Regions from separate parts of the Homo sapiens genome. Here region 2 is linked to region 1. Evidence: read pairs that join two places in POLR2A ChIA-PET (ENCODE). Cell type or tissue: A673. All regions are shown on one strand. Each heading gives the region's core, and the rest is flanking DNA. Links, peaks and the distances in the headings are about the cores only. Region 1 overlaps NSRP1 (nuclear speckle splicing regulatory protein 1). Region 2 overlaps CRLF3 (cytokine receptor like factor 3).

What was found. Peaks named below come from ENCODE experiments on the same cell type or tissue, not always from the same donor. Only the 100,000 strongest peaks of a DNase experiment are listed, where the experiment ranks them.
Region 2: POLR2A ChIA-PET joins it to region 1 with 8 read pairs; 1 of 35 experiments calls an interaction of 5 or more read pairs at or near these places.

Annotation. Positions count from the first base shown.
Region 1 is chr17:30,130,927-30,135,321 of GRCh38, forward strand. The region is part of intron 2 of NSRP1 (nuclear speckle splicing regulatory protein 1); the gene reads left to right. Among named protein-coding and RNA genes, the nearest start is that of MIR3184, 16 kb to the left of the region's middle. In A673, for the core only: no CTCF peak of the experiment used is centred there; no DNase peak of the experiment used is centred there; H3K27ac peaks cover 540 bases.
Region 2 is chr17:30,805,353-30,809,747 of GRCh38, forward strand. All of the region lies in intron 1 of CRLF3 (cytokine receptor like factor 3), which reads right to left. Among named protein-coding and RNA genes, the nearest start is that of CRLF3, 17 kb to the right of the region's middle. In A673, for the core only: a CTCF peak has its summit at 782 (motif pointing right); no DNase peak of the experiment used is centred there; H3K27ac peaks cover 416 bases.

The DNA.
Region 1 (4,395 bases), core at 231-4,230:
CACTTGCCCTGTGCCAGTGAAACATAACAAAAGCCACTGCCTTTATGGCACTTATATTCTCAAGGTGGTGGTGGTGGGGGGTGATAAGTAATTAACATAACAGATAAGTAAGTTACATGTGAATTTAGAAGATTACAGAGCTGTGAAAAAGTAGAGCAGGATAAGGAAAATTAAACAGGTATTTAGGGAAATTACTCAGTCTATGTCTTTTTCTCTCTACTAAGATTAAACTTTTGTCAGTGTTTCAGTTATAGCTTTTCTGTTTCTTACTGTTTCTAATTTATTAGCTCTATTGGTGTTATTTTAGTCTTCAATATATTTTCTTTAGCTCTACAGTTTCTCTGTCTTTTATTGTCCTCTCATCTGAATAGTAACTTTTAAAATTTAATTAGTAATCTTATTTTGAAGAGTTTGACAGGGAAGAGAGAGAGGAAGAGATGGAAATGATAGTTCAAAGATACACAGGTATACCTCACTGATATTGTGGGTATGGTTCCAGACCACTGCAATAAAGTAAATATCTCAGTAAAGCAAGTCATGTAAGTTTTTTGTTTCCTAGTGTATATAAAAGTTATGTTTATGCTATGCTGTAGTTTTTAAAGTGTGTAATAGCATTATAGCTAAAAAAATGCCTATACCATAATTTTAAAATACTTTATGCTAAAAAATGCTAATGATCATGTGAGCCTTTAGCCAGCAATAATCTTTTTGCTGGTGGAGGGTTTTGTCTCAATGTTAATGGCTGCTGACTGATCAGGTGATGTTTGCTGAAGGCTGGGTGGCCGTAGCAATTTCTTAAGACAAAAATGAAGTTTGCTGCATTGATCGACTCTTCCTTTAATGAATTATTTCTCGGTAACATGTGATGCTGTTTGATAGCATTTACCCACAGTAGAACTTTAAAAATTGGAGTCAGTCCTCTCAAATCCTGCTGCTGTTTTATCAACTAAGTTTATGTAATAATCTAAATTCTTTGTTGTCATTTCAACAATGCTCACGTCGTCACCATGAGTAGATTCTATATAAAGAAACCAGTGCAAGGCCAGGCGCGGTGGCTCACGCTTGTAATCCCAGCACTTTGGGAGGCCGAGGCGGGCGGATCACAAGGTCAGGAGATCAAGACCATCCTGGCTAACATGGTGAAACCCCGTCTCTACTAAAAATACAAAAAATTAGCCGGGCATGGTGGCGGGCGCCTGTAGTCCCAGCTACTCCGGAGGCTGAGGCAGGAGAATGGCATGAACCAGGGAGGCAGAGCTTGCAGTGAGCTGAGATCATACCACTGCACTCCAGCCTGGGCGACAGAGCGAGACTGTCTCAAAAAAAAAAAAAAGAAAAGAAAAGAAACCAGTGCAGTGGCTCATGCCTATAATCCCAGCACTTTGGGAGACTGAAGTAGGCGAATCACCTGAGGTCAGGAGTTCAAGACCAGCCTGGCCAACATGGTGAAACCCCGTCTCTACTAAAAAATAAAAAAGTTAGCCAGTTGTGGTGGCGTGCGCCTGTAATCCCAGCTACTCAGAAGACTGAGGCAGGAGAATCATATGAGCCCAGGAGGTGGAGGTTGCAGTGAGCCAAGATCATGCCACTGCACTCCAGCTTGGGCGACAGAGCGAGACTGTCTCAAAAAGAAAAGAAACCATTTTCTTTGCTCATCCAGTAGAAGAAATTTGTCATCAATTCAAGTTTTATCATGAGATTGTCATCAATTCAAGTTTTATCATGAGCAGTTCAGTCACATCTTCAGACTCCATTTGTAATTCTAGTTCTCTTGCCATTTCTACCCCATCTGTAGCCACTTCATCTACTGAAGTCTTGAAGCCCTCAAAGTCATTCATGAGAGTTGGAATCAGCTTCTTCCAAACTCATGTTAATGATGTTTGGCCTCCACCCATGAATCACAAGTGTTCTTAATGGCTTCTAGACTGTTGAATTTCTTCCAGAAGGTTTTCAGTTTACTTGCCCACATCTGTCAGAGGAATCACTGTCTGTGGAAGCTGTAGAGTTTATGAAATGTATTTTTGTTTTTTCGAGACAAGGTCTCGCTTTGTCACTCTGGCTGGAGTGCAGTGGTGCGATCTTGGTTCACTGCAACCTCTGTCGCCTGGGCTCAAACGATCCTCCCACCTCAGTCAGCCTCCTGAGTAGCATGGGCCACAGGCACTCACCACCACACCCAGCTATTTTTTTTTTTTTTTTTTTTTTGGTAGAGACAGGGGTCTCACCATGTTGCCCAGTATGGTCTCAAACTCCTGAGCTCAAGCAATCTACCTGCCTTGGCTTCCCAAAGTGCTGGGGTTACAGGTATGAGCCACCACACCTGGCCTTGAAATGTATTTCTTAAATAAGCCTTGAAGGTCAGAATTACTCCTTGAACCATTTGCTCCAGAATGGATAGTGTGTTGATAGGCCTGAAAACAACATTCATCTCCTTGTACATCTCTGTCAGAGCTCGTGATAACCCGATGCATTGTCAGCAGTATTTTGAAAGGAATCTTTTTTTTCAAGCAGTGGGTCTCCATGACGGGATTAAAATATTCAGTAAACCAAGCTGTAAACAGATGTGCTGTCATGTAGGCTTTGTTGTTTCATTTATAGAGCACAGGCAAGTAGATTTAGCATAATTTTTAAGGGCCCTAGCATTTTTCAAATTGTCAATGAGAGTCAGCCTTTGAAGCTTTGAAGCCAAGCGTTGACTTCTCTTGGGCTTTGAAAGTCCTAGATGGCATCTTCTTCCAATAGAAGGCTGTTTTGTCTACATTGAGAATCTGTTGTTTATTGTAGCCACTTTCATTGATGGTCCCTGTTAGGTTTTCTGGATAACTTACTGCAGCTTCTAAATTGGCTTAAGGGAACATTGTGGCTAGTTTGATCTTCTCTTCAGACTACTAAAATTCTCTCCATATCAGCAATAAGGCTGTTTGCCTTCTTATCATTCATGTGTTCACTGGAGTAGCAACTTTTAATTTCCTTCCATAACTTTTCCTTTGCATTCAGAACTTGACTGTTTGACTGCAAGAAGCCTAGCTTTCAGCCTGTCTCGCCTTTCAGCATGCCTTCCTCAATCAGCTTAATCATTTCCAGCTTTTGATTTAAAGTAAGAAACCTGCTACTCTTTCTTTCACTTGAACACTTAAAGGCCATTGTAGGGTTATTAGTTGACCTAATTTCAGTATTGTTGCGTCTCAAGGAATAGGAAGGCCTGAGGAGAGGGAGAGAGGAGAGAGGAAAACACCGGTTGGTGGAGCAGTCAGTCAGAAAACACACAACATGTATCAGTTAAGTTACCCATTTTATCTGGGCATGGTACATGGCTTCCCCAAACAGATACGTTAATAACACCAAAGATTGTTGATTACAGATCATTGTAACATGTAATAATGAAAAAGTTTGAAATATTGTGAGAATTACCAAAATGTGACACACTGACATGAAGTGAACACATGCTGTTGGAAAAATGGCACTGATAGACTTACTCAATGCTGGGTTGCCACACATCTTCAATTTGTAGTAAAACATCCGTGAAGCACAATAAAACAAGGAATACCTATAATGGTACGGTCATTGTAATTTTCCTTTTTGTTGTTGTCTTAGGATAGAGATAATCTGTGCAGGTTTCAGCTGAAAGAGAAGCAGCTAAGGAAAAATGAGAGATTTTACAGCTAAGGAAACTAGGGTGTCAAGAAGTTAACTGGTCAATAGCACACACAGGGTACTTAGATAATAGAGCTAAATTTTGAATTCAGGTCTGCCTGATTCAAGTCCATGCTTTTAAACAATGTAATGTACTCCCTCTGAGAGTTAGTTTGTTCATAATGGAATTTCCAGAGTTTCAGAGAATGGATTTCAGAAACAATAGAAAAAGGGTTAGTAGGGGACTGGCAAAGATCAGGTTGACTTCAAAGGGTCAATCTTGTTTATTATTTGGAAAGGGAACACAAATAGAAGTTGTGTTCAAATGTGCTTTTTATCATGTGAAATTACACAACTTTGCCTTCCAGTGACCTAGGAATATTTTGAGGAGATTAGGCTATATTTAATTTTCAACAAAATTGACATCCCATTGTCCGGATATATATATATATTTTTTGAACAGTCTATCCCAAGGGTTTTCAATGGGTATGCTGCTACTTCAAGAGGAAATTCAGAAATTTGTGGAGTGGCTTTTACTTATCATAATTGTTTTATTTCTTTCTTTCTTTCTTTATTTGAGACAGGGTCTTACTCTCTCTCCCAGGCTGGAGTGAAGTGGTGCAGTGACAGCTCACTGCAACCTCTGCGTCCAGGACTCAAGCGATCCTCCCGTTTCAGCCTGCTGATTAGCTGGGACTACAGGCACGTGCCACCATGCCCAGCTAATTTTTGTATTTTTTTTTTGTAGAGACAGGATTTCAC
Region 2 (4,395 bases), core at 118-4,117, 670 kb after region 1:
AAAATTGTTTAATTATGAGGGGATTAAAATTCATTTTACTGAAAAGCAGCAAAGAAGTGGTAGATTAAAAAGCTATGGTCAGCTGGGCATGGAGGCTCATGCCTATAATCCCAGCACTTGGGAGGCCGAGGTGGGTGGATCATGAGGTCAGGAGTTCAAGATCAGCCTGACCAACATGGTGAAACTCCATCTCTACTAAAAACACAAAAAAATTAGCTGAGTTTGGTGGTGCATGCCTGTAATCCCAGCTACTTAGGATGCTGAGGCAGGAGAATCGGTTGAACCCGGGAGGCGAAGGTTCCAGTGAACTGAGATCGCGCCATTGCACTCCAGCCTGGGCAACAGAGTGAGACTCCGTCTCAAAAAAAAAAAAAAAAAAGCAAGCCATGGTCAGGTGCAGTGGCTCACACCTATGATCCTTGCACTTTGAGAGGCTGAGGCAGGAGGATCACTTGAGCCCAAGAGTTTGAAACCAGCTTGGATAACATGGAGAAATCCTGTCTTTACAAATAATACAAAAATTAGCCGGGCATGGTGGCACATGCCTGTAGTCCCAGCTACTTAGGAGGCTGAGGTGGGAGGATCACCTGAGCCCAGGGGGTCGAGACTGCAGTAAGCTGTGACTGCACCACTGCACTCTAGCTTGGGTGACAGAGTGAGACCCTGTCTCTAAATAAAAATGAAAAGCCACAATACAAACAAACAAACAAACAAAAAAACTCATGGATAAAATGCCCTCATTATGCTAAAAGAAAACCAAAAATTATTTAAAAACCAAAGAGGCCTGTAGGAGGCAGAGCTGGGACAATGACTTAATCCTTTTTGAATTATAGTGCTCTTTGTCAATCTAAATGAGAGGTTTATAAAGCCTCTTCCTTTCAAAGTTATTGAAAGAGAAGAAAAAGCCTCTTCCCCAAAAAATACATAATCTATACCCTAAAAAATTATTCAATTGCAGAAGTTTACAAATTCCCTCAGAGCCAAACCATGGCTTGCCTGGAGCAGTAATTATGAAACTTCGTTTGCAGAAGAATCATGTAGGCTACTTGTTATAATTCAGACTGCAGAGTTCCATCCCAGACCTACTGAACCAGAAAATGACAGGAGGGGCTAAAGGAGTGTATGGATGGAGTTCTCATTTTTTCCAAGCACACCTGTGATTCTGTAGCCCACAATTTGAGAAACATTGCCCTAAATCTACTGATCTCAGATTAAGAACCCATATTCTAGGGGATATGACAGGAAAATCTTCATGTCAAATATATTATGAAGATAAATAGGTTGTTTATACAGACACCAGATTTTTCTTCTTTTATTTCAGAGACAGGGTCTCACTCTGTTGCACATCCTAGCTCACTGCAGCCTTGAACTCCTGGGCTCAGGTGATCCTCCTGCCTCAGTCTCCTGAGTAGCTGAGCTTATAGGTGCGGGCCACCACACTTGGCTAATTTTATTTTTCACTTTTTGTAGAGACGAGATCTTGCTATGTTGCCCAAGCTGGTCTTGAACCAGCTTCAAGCAATCCTCCCACCTTGGCCTCCCAAAATGCTGAGATTACAGGAGTGATCCACTGCACCTGGTCCAGATTTTTATTTTAAAGACTTCAGATAACAGGCCAGGCATGGTGGCTCATGCCTGTAATCCCAGCACTTTGGGAGGCCAAGGTGGGAGGATCACCACTGCAACCTGACCTGGGCGACAGAGCAAGGCCCTCTTCTCAAAAAACAATTCAGGTAACATATAATTCATTTTCTCTCGCTTAATGGGAAAATTCTAACTATAAGCCACTCCGATAAGTTAAAGCAAAAACATACTTTGCTTTCTAGATATTATTATCTTAGTTTCATATGACATATTGTTTACCACCATAACCCTTTTGTTAACTTTCTCTTATCAAGAAAGTTTAAAGTATAAGAAAAATCCACCAAGAAAGAACATATCAAAATATGAATAAAGGACAATATTTCAACAGTTAATATAGAGATTTAAAAACTTTCTATTTATTCTCTAAATTCTCTCTAAATTTAAAAAGCAGAATACAATATTGTTTCCCAGCAATGTTCACGACCATGTAAAAACAAAAAATGCCCATGCCCAAGGACTAAAACAGAAAAAGAGCAGTATCATTTACTGGGTGGGCAGACCATAGAAACAATTTTCTTTCCTTTTTTTTTTTTTTTTTTTTTTTTTTTTTTTTGACACAGAGTTTCACTCTTGTGGCCCAGACTGGAGTGCAGTGGCGCAATCTCGGCTCACTGCAACCTCTGCCTTCTGGGTTCAAGAGATTCTCCTGCCTTAGTCTCCTGAGTAGCTGAGATTACAGGCGCATGCCACCACGCCTGGCTAATTTTTGTATTTTTAGTAGAGACAAAGTTTCGCCAAGCTGGTCTTGAACTCCTGATCTCCGGTGATCCACCCACCTTAGCCTCCCAAAGTGCTGGGATAAGGCGTGAGCCACCTCATCCAGCCCTTTTCTCTCCATTTGACATTAACGCAGTTATAATAATATTTATGCAGTTAGTAAAATAATTCTTTAAATCACAAAGAGAAATCCTAAATTAATTGTTAACTAATTTCTGTATTTACCAAAGAATTTCTGTGAAATAAATCCAAGTAAAAATTTTAAAAAGAAAGAAAGGCCATAAACCCAAATTGCACTTGATTCAGCTCACCATTCAACTATGAGATCTTTGCAAACTGGGCCCTCATCTACATAGCATCTGGTAAACAAATGCTGTTGAGTGAAAACGCAGTTAATCATGTGTGTTTCAAAGAACTTTCTAAAAGAACCAAAGAGAGAATACCTTATGATTTTAACACAACCCCTGGGATACTGTTAGAAATTCAGAATCTCAGGCCCCACCCAGAACTGCTAAATCAGAACATGAATTTTTTTTCTTTCCTCCTCCTCCCCTAGAACCTATATTTTTTTTTTTTTTTTTTTTTTTTTTGGAGATGGAGTTTTGCTCTTGTTACCCAGGCTGCAGTGCAATGGAGCAATCTTGGCTCACTGCAACCTCCACCTCCCGGGTTCAAGTGATTCTCCTGTCTCAGCCTCCTGAGTAGCTGGGATTACAGGCGCATGCCACCATGCCTGGCTAATTTTTGTATTTTTAGTAGAGATGGGGTTTCATCATATTGGTCAGGCTGGTCTCGAACTCCTGACCTCAGGTGATCCTTCTGCCTCAGCCTCCCAAAGTGCTGGAATTACAGGCGTGAGCCAACGCGCCCAGCCAAACCTGTATATATATATATTTTTTTTTTGAGTCTTGCTCTGTCGCCCAGGCTGGAGTGCAGTGGCGCCAACTCGGCTCACTGCAACCTCCGCCTCCCAGGTTCAAGCAGTTCTCCTGCCTCAGCCCCCCTAGTAGCTGGGATTACAGGCATGCGCCACCAAGCCCAGCTAATTTTTTTGTATTTTTAGTAGAGACGGGGTTTCACCATTTTGGCCAGGCTGGTCGCGAACTCCTGACCTTGTGATCTGCCCGCCTCAGCCTCCCAAGGTGCTGGGATTACAGGCATGAGCCACCGCACCCGGCCAAATCTGTATTTTTAACAGGACCCTCAGTTGCTTTGTATACATATTACAGATACCAGAATAAGTGAAGACCTTGTGTCAGAACGCTGTAATACATTTCGAATGGCCAAGAGGAAATTCTGCAGTTGAGCACTGTGCCTCTGAGGTCCTGTCTTGCTCTTTAGCGGATATAGCATACACAGGAAGTGCATTGGTTAGGTAAAGTCAATTTCCTCTTCAGAAAGAATTCAAAAGCTCCTTCAGCTGTTGCAGAGCCTACGTTTTGTTTTTGTTTCAGAACCTCAGAAAAAAGGAAGTAAGTGAACACAAAACAGACAGAGGGCTAAAAAAATGAGACTCAATTTCCAAATTCACCTCCTGTACTCTCATTGTAAATTTGGTCCCTTTTGCTCATAGAATCCCAACCACTGCCATTTGAAACTTGATACCACCATGGGATCATTTTCTTTTCCTTGAAATATTTCATGATTTAAAGCCTAGTCACCTTTAATCCAATCATGTAACTAATCAAGTTCATTTGCTTGACTTTATGAAACTAATTTAAAAATGCAGCTCCACTGCTGAGTGAATTTCTTCATATTTGATGTGGTACCAATGGTTCCATGCGTTCACTGTTAACTCAATAAATCTTCACAATGCACTTTCAGAAAGTGAGGACCAAAGAAGAGAAAGAAGACAACTTACCCAAGGCTTCGCAGTGCCAGAAACAGTCTAACTCCAAAGACTATGCTCTTTCATTACACCATGCTGTTTTGTACTTACAGGACACTTTTTTTTTGAGACAGGTTCTCACTTGGTCGTCCAGGCTGGAGAGCAGTGGTACAATCACAACTCACTGCGGCCTCGAACTCCTGGGC